2 separate regions of the Homo sapiens genome follow, and region 2 is linked to region 1. The links are chromatin loops, found by intact Hi-C in ENCODE. Cell type or tissue: CD14-positive monocyte. All regions are shown on one strand.

What was found. A loop is a pair of places that touch in the nucleus more often than their neighbours do. Peaks named below come from ENCODE experiments on the same cell type or tissue, not always from the same donor. Only the 100,000 strongest peaks of a DNase experiment are listed, where the experiment ranks them.
Region 2: a loop joins it to region 1, with 5 times the contacts of the local background. A loop is called at or near these places in 54 of 110 quality-filtered maps.

What each region holds. Positions count from the first base shown.
Region 1 is chr15:90,084,923-90,089,922 of GRCh38, reverse strand. IDH2 (isocitrate dehydrogenase (NADP(+)) 2) reads left to right here. Exons shown (of 11, transcript NM_002168.4): 4 at 1,176-1,336; 5 at 1,421-1,564; 6 at 2,348-2,484; 7 at 2,660-2,811; 8 at 4,536-4,648; 9 at 4,825-4,922. Among named protein-coding and RNA genes, the nearest start is that of ZNF710-AS1, 5.2 kb to the right of the region's middle. RefSeq lists enhancers at 1,925-2,838, 4,944-5,000. In CD14-positive monocyte, CTCF peaks have their summits at 2,514, 2,716 and 2,915 (motif pointing right); a DNase peak (open chromatin) is centred at 2,942; H3K27ac peaks cover 1,812 bases.
Region 2 is chr15:89,757,841-89,762,840 of GRCh38, reverse strand. No RefSeq gene overlaps it. Among named protein-coding and RNA genes, the nearest start is that of MESP1, 9.1 kb to the right of the region's middle. RefSeq lists a silencer at 1,368-1,457. In CD14-positive monocyte, CTCF peaks have their summits at 1,735 and 1,934 (motif pointing left); a DNase peak (open chromatin) is centred at 1,910.

The sequences.
Region 1 (5,000 bases):
TTGCCCTCCTGCCACTGGCTTGGCCTTGCAGGTCTGCCTCTGTCCCCATGGTCATGCAGGGTCACTGAGAGGTGCCCCCACCAGGCCTAGACTGGCTTCTGGTCCTTGGCTGTTGGGGCCGCTCTCGAGGGTTCCATGAAGTCACAGCAGTGTGTGTGCAGAGGGGCCAGGTTTGGATAATTCGAGAAAGGATGGTTGAGGAGTTTTCTGAGCTCTCTCTTCCTACTTTCCACAGTTGGAGGGAGCTGGCGGAAAGTACTCGAGATACATCTGCAAATTCCCCAGGCCTGCCCCTGTCCTGCAGGTCATGCCTGACCCACAGCACTGGGATCATTTGAGTGTTGAGCTCTTCATTTCACCTGAACCTTGGGAGTTGTGTATCCCCATTTATGGACAAGGCAGGAGAGGGTCACAGCCTTAGGAACTGGGGTGGCGTTGGGGCCAGGACCGGAGCATGTGGAGTGGGCAGTGTGTTGTCAGGCTTCGTCAGACAAGTCCTTCCCCCGGACTGTACTCCCTCCATGTGTGATGTGGGAATCATAATGGCCAACAGAGCACTTAGCATGGACCGGGCACCGTTCTAGGCCCTTTACACACGAGCTCATTTCGTCCTCACGACAACACTTAGGCTGGTTATTTTTCCAGTAATTTTTTTTTACAGCTTTGGTTGAGCCACTTTTGTAAGCCTCACCATTAAAACTGGCAGACTTGCTGGGCATGGTGGCTCACACCTGTAATCCCAGCACTTTGGGAAGCCGAGGCGGGTGGATCACCTGAGGTTGGGAGGTCGAGACCAGCCTGACCAACATGGAGAAACCCCATCTCTCCTAAAAATACAAAATTAGCTTGGTGTGGTGTCACATGCCTGTAATTCCAGCTGCTCGGGAGGCTGAGGCAGGAGAACCGCTTGAACCCAGGAGGCAGAGGTTGTGGTGAGCCGAGATCGCGCCATTGCACTCCAGCCTGGGCAATAGGAGCAAAACTCTGTCTCAAAAAAAAAAAAAAAAAAAAAAAAATTGGCAGACTCCAGAGCCCACACATTTGCACTCTAGACTCTACTGCCTTCCTCATGAAGAATTTTAGGACCCCCGTCTGGCTGTGTTGTTGCTTGGGGTTCAAATTCTGGTTGAAAGATGGCGGCTGCAGTGGGACCACTATTATCTCTGTCCTCACAGAGTTCAAGCTGAAGAAGATGTGGAAAAGTCCCAATGGAACTATCCGGAACATCCTGGGGGGGACTGTCTTCCGGGAGCCCATCATCTGCAAAAACATCCCACGCCTAGTCCCTGGCTGGACCAAGCCCATCACCATTGGCAGGCACGCCCATGGCGACCAGGTAGGCCAGGGTGGAGAGGGGATCCACTGACCTGGGCACCCCCCGACTGGAGCTCCTCGCCTAGCCATCCTCTTGTCTCTGCAGTACAAGGCCACAGACTTTGTGGCAGACCGGGCCGGCACTTTCAAAATGGTCTTCACCCCAAAAGATGGCAGTGGTGTCAAGGAGTGGGAAGTGTACAACTTCCCCGCAGGCGGCGTGGGCATGGGCATGTACAACACCGACGAGGTGAGGCTGGCTTGGGCATCCTGGGCCCCTCCTCTCCCAGCTTGTCTCTTCATCTCTGTCTCGTGGCTTTCCTTTCTTCTGTAATGGCCTCATTCTTAGGCCACAAAGAGGCAGAAATGGCCACCAGGGCTGGGCATGGTGGCTGACACTTGTAATCCCGGCATTTTGGGAGGCCAAGGCAGGATTGCTTGAGACCAGAAGTTTGAGACCAGCCTGGGCAACAGTGAGACCCCATCTCTTGAAACAAAAAGAAAAGAAAAGAAAAGAAAAGAAATGGCCACGAGCAGCTCCAGGCGTACTCCTGCCTGCTTGGCTACCCTATCAGAAGAGAATGCCTCTTTATCCCCAGTTCCAGCTCCAATGCCAGGCTGAGTCACATGACCACCTCTGAGCCAATCACAGAGGCCCTGGGGAGAAAGGCTTCTGATTGGATAAGCCAGGGACACACTGTCAACCCCAGCGCTAGGCCTGGGAATTAGCCCTGCCCCAGCCACATGTAGTCTAAGGCGGTGCTTTCCAAAAAAAAGTTGTTTCCAAAAAAAAAAAAAAAAAGGCGGTGTTTTCCAAAAAAAAAAAAAAGGCGGTGTTTTACAAAGCAAAGTTGAGAGGGAGAGGCTGGGCCAGCAGAAACATCGTGTGCACTGCACGGAGGCTGGTGTTAAACAGTCGCGTGGGCGGCGGGGTACCGTTCCTGGAGAGCTGGGCCTTGCCCTGGGAGGTGGGAGGTTGCCGGCAATCGCCAGGCTAGGGCACCACGCCAGGGCCCTGTCTCTCCCCCTGCAGTCCATCTCAGGTTTTGCGCACAGCTGCTTCCAGTATGCCATCCAGAAGAAATGGCCGCTGTACATGAGCACCAAGAACACCATACTGAAAGCCTACGATGGGCGTTTCAAGGACATCTTCCAGGAGATCTTTGACAAGTAAAGCCTCATCCATGTACTCTGTGGCCTTTCTTCCCTTCCCCCCATGCTGTTCCCATCCTACCCTGGGAAGGTCGCTATTAGAGTGCATTTGGCTCAGCTCCGAGGCTCAGGGAGGGATCCCCAACCTGTCAGCCTTCTGCCCTCTCCCCATAACAGACCTTTTTACTCCCAGGCACTATAAGACCGACTTCGACAAGAATAAGATCTGGTATGAGCACCGGCTCATTGATGACATGGTGGCTCAGGTCCTCAAGTCTTCGGGTGGCTTTGTGTGGGCCTGCAAGAACTATGACGGAGATGTGCAGTCAGACATCCTGGCCCAGGGTACGCTGGGAGGACGCTGCTCCCTGTGGGGGTGGACTGTTGGTCTTCTCTGGCTGGAGGGATTTTCAGACCCTTTTGGTAGAAAACTCTAGTGGAGCAGGACTCATTGCAGGGTCCTCTGTGGACAGCAGGGGGCAGGAGCTCCCTGGCATCTGAGTGAGAGAGGATCACAAATTAGGTTTGGACTGGTGTATGACTGAGGCTGCTCTTAGAGAGAAAGGAGGGCACAGGAATTCCAGGGCTAGGTTGACAGCCCTAAGGTTGCTCCAGTCCATGATGGAGCCTCATGACTCTTTGGTTCCAGTAGGAAAATGGGATCAAGCGGGACTGGAGGTTCTTTAAACTACAGCGAATGCATTTTGCATAGTGAACCTAATGGATGGAAGAGAATGTTGGGGAAGCCTGCAAACCCCCAAGCCCTAGGGTGTCCTAAAAGACAAATCAGATTGCAGTAAAAAGTATAGGTGATGAGGTCAGGAGTTTGAGACCAGCGTGGCCAACATGACGAAACCCCGTCTCTACTAAAAATGCAAAAAAATTTAGCTGGGCATGGAGGCGGGCACAGTCATGGACACCTGTAATCCCAGCTACTTGAGAGGCTGAGGCAGGAGAATCTCTTGAACCCAGGAGGTGGAGGTTGCAGTGAGCCGAGATTGCGCCATTGCACTCCAGCCTGGGCAACAAGGGTGAAACTCCGTCTCCAAAAAAAATAAAAAATAAAAAATAAAGTATAGGTGAGACCATTAGAGAAGAACAGCGAGAAATGGGCCAATTGTGTTGGGAACAAGAGCAGGAAAGGTGGTAGGTGTGGGAAACAGGCAGGACATAGAGAGTGAAAGAGAAACCTAAGCTTACCAGGGCAGCTCCTGGTATGGGGAAAAGGGAAGCCCAGGACGGGTTCTGATGAAAAGCAGAGTCTTGTTACTTTGTGTAAACCTTTGGCTTTACTTTGGAAAGTTCAGTGGGGATCCTCTCACCGAACAATTCCCATCTAGGATAGAAGGATGAAACGCCATAGCAGATGAGGCAGAGGCATGAAAATGAACCTTAAGTGTCTAAGGAATGGTGTGAAGGTGCAGGTAAAATGGAGAAGGGATTGCTTACAGCCAAAATTCTTAGAATTCATAGACAAAGCATTTTCCTGTAGATGTTGTCCATGTTTTCTTTCTTCAATCCTTATTTTGGTGTCATGGGGGTGCCTTTGAAGCCCTGGAGTCCTTGACAATAGAAAAGCTTGCTGGAGTTGACATGTGGATTTGGGAGCATTCAGAAATTAATCAAAAAGCTTGAAAGTGGCCTAAGAGAGTAGCTGCAAAAGTGATTGTTGGGAAATAGCTGACCACAGCTTTATTGTTTTCCTTGAATGTGCCTCCGGGTCACGAGCCAGGCTGGGTGGCAGGCTGTGGGGGACCACAGGACTCTGTGGCCTCTTGGGCCCTGTGGGCCACAGGCTGTGGGGCGCCTGGAGCTGGTGACACAGATGGATGTTAATGTGCTGGTGATAGCCACCCTCCAGTGCCCTCCAGCCCTGTGCTGGGCCCTGGAGACCCACAGGAGGGTGAAGAGACCTGGAACAGTCCCTGTCCTCCCAGTTGCAGCTGGGGGAGGCTGAGTAGAGCCACGAACTATGGCAGCTACAATATTGGGTTGTAGAGGGCAGCAGGGCTCAGCTGGGTGGCCCCAGGAGAGGCGAGGCCCTGAGAGAAAGGCTTTCTACCCTCCAGGCTTTGGCTCCCTTGGCCTGATGACGTCCGTCCTGGTCTGCCCTGATGGGAAGACGATTGAGGCTGAGGCCGCTCATGGGACCGTCACCCGCCACTATCGGGAGCACCAGAAGGTGAGTGCAGGGCATGGGGCCTCACAATGCCCCTCTACCCCAGGGGCCTAAAGCCCACTGGGCTGAGGGCTGGAAGGACGAGCCTGACCCACCAGCCCAGGGGCGGGCAGCTGTATCTGGGCAGCCTCCTCACTAGCTGGCTCGGCTCTTGATCTCCCTGCAACCCCCGTCCCCAGGGCCGGCCCACCAGCACCAACCCCATCGCCAGCATCTTTGCCTGGACACGTGGCCTGGAGCACCGGGGGAAGCTGGATGGGAACCAAGACCTCATCAGGTGAGCATGGAGGGAGAGGCCGGAGCTGCCCAGGACAGGCTCTGGGTCCTGCCCTTGCACAGATGGGGTCTCATTCTG
Region 2 (5,000 bases), 330 kb after region 1:
GCCTCGGATCCTCGGCCTCCCAAAGTGCTGGGATTACAGGCGTGAGCCACCATGCCCAGCCTTTTTAATTTTAAATAATAAAAAAATAATAAGAAGAAAGAAACCTAAACGATTCGGTATTCCCAGGCTGTCTCCCATCCTAGTACTTAGCTTCTGAGATAAGACAAGATTGGGCGCGTTCAGGGTGGTGTGGCTGTACACCAGAACTTATTTTTAAATTGCACATGTAATACATGAATGTAGTCTTCTTGTGAAAAATGTAAACACTGAAGACAAAATTCAAGCTTGACCAGCCCCCAGAACTCAGACCTGCCCCCACCCACACTCCAAACAAGTCCTGGTATGTTTTTCTATATTTGGTGTGTACCCAAGGCCTCTGTCTATGTACATATACACATATATACGATAGACCCTTACAGAATACATGGTATCATACTATGACTTTCTGTGTAGACGGGCTGTTTTTCAAATTTCATTTTCTTTTGCCTTTGCTTATATCAGTGGTGCCATACTGAATGAAATTTCTGCACCTTGATTTTGTCACTAAGCAGTCTGTCTAAACTTGCACTTTTAATCTTTTCCAATCAGGATGAATTGCTGTCAGGGGAATGGCTGGGCAAAGGGCATGGTGAGGCTGTTCTGAAGCTTCAGCCCAGCCCTGTCGAGTCCAGGAGGTGCATGGTTGAGGCTGACCTGGTTAATGGCAGCCAGCAGCACTGCCCACACACCTGGGGCACCTTGGCCAAGGCACCTGGCCATCCTGTGTGCTCCCAGGGCCTGGGGTGGAGCATAATCTACAAGGCTGAAGAAAACTTCCTTGGCTCAGGCCAAGCGCTGGATCGTGGATTTCTCTTGGTGAGGGGCCTTGGGAGCTGAGGATAGAGTTCCTCTTGTCCTCGGTCTTTGGCACGTGGTCAGTACAGATCATGTAAGACCCCTCTTTTTATTTCACATCTGGCCAATTTAAGCTCTCTCCCCCTTCCCTTCAATGTTCTCTAGCCTGTCCAGGGATGCCCTATCCCCAGCCTCTGGCAAAGGACCCCCGCCCACTGGCGCTGCACTTCCCCAGGTCCTGCCCAGGCATTCCAGCTAGGCCCCGGGAGCCCCACTCTGCTTTTTACTGGGTCTAAAGTCAGATACCTTGGGGGCATTCTCCTAACCTCAGATGGAGCACCCGGAGCTAGCCAAGGGCCTGAACCAGGCAGCTCGTATGAGGTCCCAGGCTGGTGACCTGGGCCGGCCCTGCACTCTTCATCCTTCTGCCCGGGGCTGGCCACCCTCCCAGCACCTCACCACTGTTGCGGGCAGTCAGTAGGGGAGAGGGGGCACTTAGGGCCCAAAGCCTCCACTTCCTGCCTGGATACAGCTCCATCTTGGGCTTTTCTGGAGGGCCTGAGCAGGCTGGGCACACCCAAGTTGGCAGCTGAGCCAGGTCTGCAAACCCTCACCCGAGAGCTGGCAAGAGTTTCGAGTTTCGGTCAGCTTGTGGTCTGGCCTCTTTCTACCTCAGCTGCACCTGGGGCATGTGTGTGTTGGGGAGGGGTGTTGAACTCTGCTTGGCTCCTGCCTTCCTGAAACTGTCATCCTTTTCCTCATTCTGATGGGCTCCCATCTTGCTCCACGTCTCTGCACACAGATGCGTGCTTTTCCTGGTGGACAGACGGGCAAACGTGTCCAGAGAGGGCAAACGGCCTGCCTGGGGTCACATGCCCTGTCACACAGGCACTGAACCGGCCTTCATCTATTTCTTAAGCCAGCCCAGCATCCCTGACACATCTACACAGTTCCCAGCGCACCCCCAAATAGAGCCAAGCCTGGGTTCTGGCCCTAGCCCCAAAAAACGTCCTTAAGGATTGGAGGAAGAGCTGTCCAGCTCAGACCCAAAGATCCCACACGGCTGGGCAGCGCCCTCTGTTGGCTGTGGTTGGGAGTGCGTGGACACTGGAAAGCCAGGGGTGAACCCTCTGTCCCGACTGGGGCCTTCCCACCAAGGCAGGCAGTGTCTCCCAGGACATCTCAGCAGGCAGTCGGGAGCCCCTGCTCCATTTTGCAGGTGGCATTGTGTGACAAGTGTGCCTCCTCTCTTTATACCTCAAGTTTCCCCACTTTTCACTCTAAGGCTGAGACCCATTGGCACTTCCCTGGAGAAAGTGAAGGAGCATAAATGCTACGTCCCTTAGGAGAGACGTGCTATCTGCTTACCCTGCATTGTCAGCCAGCTCCAGACCCACCAAGACGCGGCACTTCCTCTTGAGCCTTTCCTGGAATCTGCCAAGTCTCTCTCTCCCACCCCCTCCCTCCTCGTCACCCCTGGGCTGCCTGCGACTTCCACTGGCTGAGCACCCAGCTGATCTGTAGCCAGATAATCAGATTATTGTGGGTCTAGAATAATCTATTCCATATGGCTTGCCAGCTCAGTGGCTCCGAGAGCTGAAGGTGTGAGGGGAGGGAGTGATCGTCCTTGGAAGGGGCTGCCCTGGGAGCTGCGGAGCCTCAGCGGGAGGCTGATAGGAAAGGAAGCACAGGTGGGGGAAGGTGAGCCCGCCTTGCTGGGCCCTCTGACTTCTCTGGGCTTCAGCCCAAGCATGGCCTCCAGGCCTCACGATCTGAGACCCACAGGGGCTGGGTGCTCCCCAGGGCCTTTCCCACCTTTTGATTGGGGTGGGGTGTTCACCGTGGGGCACCGCTGCATAATTTCAGGGAGATTTTATTTTTTATCCTCAGGCTGCATCCTCCAGGGATCTGGTCCATGAAGTCCAGATGGGGCCTGCAAGCTCTTCTTCTTCTTTCTTCTTCTCTCTTCTTTCTTCTTTCTTCTCTCTTCTCTCTTCTTCTTCTTCTTTTCTTCTTCTTCCTCTTCCTTCTTCCATCTTTCTTCTTCTTCTTTATTCTTCTTCTTCCTTTTCTTTGTTTGTTTGTTTTTTTTGAGACAGTTTCACTCTTGTTGCCCAGGTTGGAGTGCAGGGGTGTGATCTCGGCTCACTGCAGCCTCCACCTCCCAGGTTCAAGCAATTCTCCTGCCTCAGCCTCCCGAGTAGCTGGGATTACAGGCACCCACCACCGTGCCTGGCTAATTTTTTGTATTTTTATAGAGATGGGGTTTCTCCATGTTGACCAGGCTGGTCTCGAACTCCTGGCCTCAGGTGATCCACCCACCTCAGCCTCACAAAGTGTGGGGATTACAGGCGTGAGCTACTGTGCCCGGCCTCTTTTTCTTCTCAGTCTCTGTGATGTGAAGCAAGGCTTAATGTGACCGGAGGGGTCCCCAACCCCTTCACTCTTAGGACCTCCCTCCAGGATGGAAGGAGCCACTCATCCTCCGAAGGAGACATGGGAGATATAGGGAGGACAGAACAGAGGCTTTGGCCTCTGACAGAGACAGATGGATGCCAGCTCAGCCCCTGCTCACCCTGTTAGGTGGGACAATCTCTCTGAGCCTCTGTTTCCTCATCTACAAAGTGGGGGCCACTACACCCACATCAAAGTGTGTTGTGAGTGTGAGCAGCGACCCTGCAAAGCTCCAGCCCAGTGCCAGACCTCGGGGGACAGTAGTGTGCACGCACGCTCCATGCAGCCTGAGTTGATCCGCACATGCTCAGCCCAGAAGGCAGGAATTACCCTGTGGCACAGCAACAGACAAGACACTGAGGCCAGAGATGGAGAGCGAGGTGCCCAAGTGGCACAGGTAGTGCATGGCAAGGCAGGGCCTCATGCCCACATTGGCCAGACTCCAGAGGAGTGTCCTGGGCTGTCTGAAGGCGGAGGCTTCACTACTAACAATCTCTCCCCTGAGAGGGTTGCTGCAGAGGTGTGGCGGGAAGATCCTTGGCTGTGGGGGACACCCAAATTAGGAGCTTCCCAGGAGATGCTAAGTAGGCTGGCAGTAGGAGAGCCGCTTCCTTCTCCTGGGGCCTCTGGCTCCGGCAGGGACAGGATTAGGGTCTGCAAGGGGACGATTTACATAGCACCTCTGATTAGTACTCCTATGTCAGAGGGACTGGCTGGGAAATGAGGGCCTTGGGGCTGGGAGGGGGGCCGGGCAGTGCCCAGGACCCAGGTTTGGCGTGAGAAGCGGGCTGGGTAGAGTGGGGAGGCTGAGGTCCAGGCCTGAGCCTGAGAGGGTGCTGCCCTGTCCAGCCTGCCCCCCATGCTGGCCTCAGCTTGCTCTGTCACCTCTGCTCCTGTGGGGCTGCCCCAAGGCCTCATTTCCCAGCCTTACACGTTTGGCAGAGGGTAGGCTCGGGCCAGGGGAGCAGAGGCCACTAGCTCCGGCACTTGTCAAAACACAGGCCCCAGAGGTGTGAAGGCCTCACCCCAGTGGGAGAGCGTGTGGGCCCTGCCGCCCGGAGAACTCATTAACTCAGGCAGCCCCCACATGAACCCACCGGAGAGGCTGGCCACAATAAGGAGATCAAAGGGGAGACAGGCAGGGGACAGGGAAGAGGAGGCTGGCTGGTGGGAGGCGGCAGGGACTGGGCTTCAGGTTGGGGTGCCTCCCATCCCTTAACTTGGTTCCATCAGGCCCACTGACCATTGCCCTTGCACCAGCTGGGCCCCTGGGGCGACTTCCCAGAGACCCCAGGGGAGGGAGGGACTCCATGTGTTCCCTTCAATTTGTCAGCCTTGAGGGCTGAAGACCCCAAAGACGGGACTGGGGATAGAACCTTCCCATCTGCCCCACCTCTCTCTTGCCATATTTGTGGGTTGTCTCCACAACTCACCCCTGTGCCTTTCTAACCCTACCTCAGTGGTGACACGAGGGATCTTCCTGTCACAGGCCATTCCTGATGTCCCTCTCCTGCTCCATATCTCTTGGTGGCTCCCACGTGCTCACTTAACATTAGCTATTAGGTTTCAGATCTGAGAACTTCTAGGGGCTGTGGTTTCAACATAAAGTGTGCTTCCCACACATATGGTCTCTTGTCCAAATATGTGTAGTTGATTTTGTACTTAATAAAATACAGGCTGGGCATGGTGTCTCATACCTATAATCCCAGCAC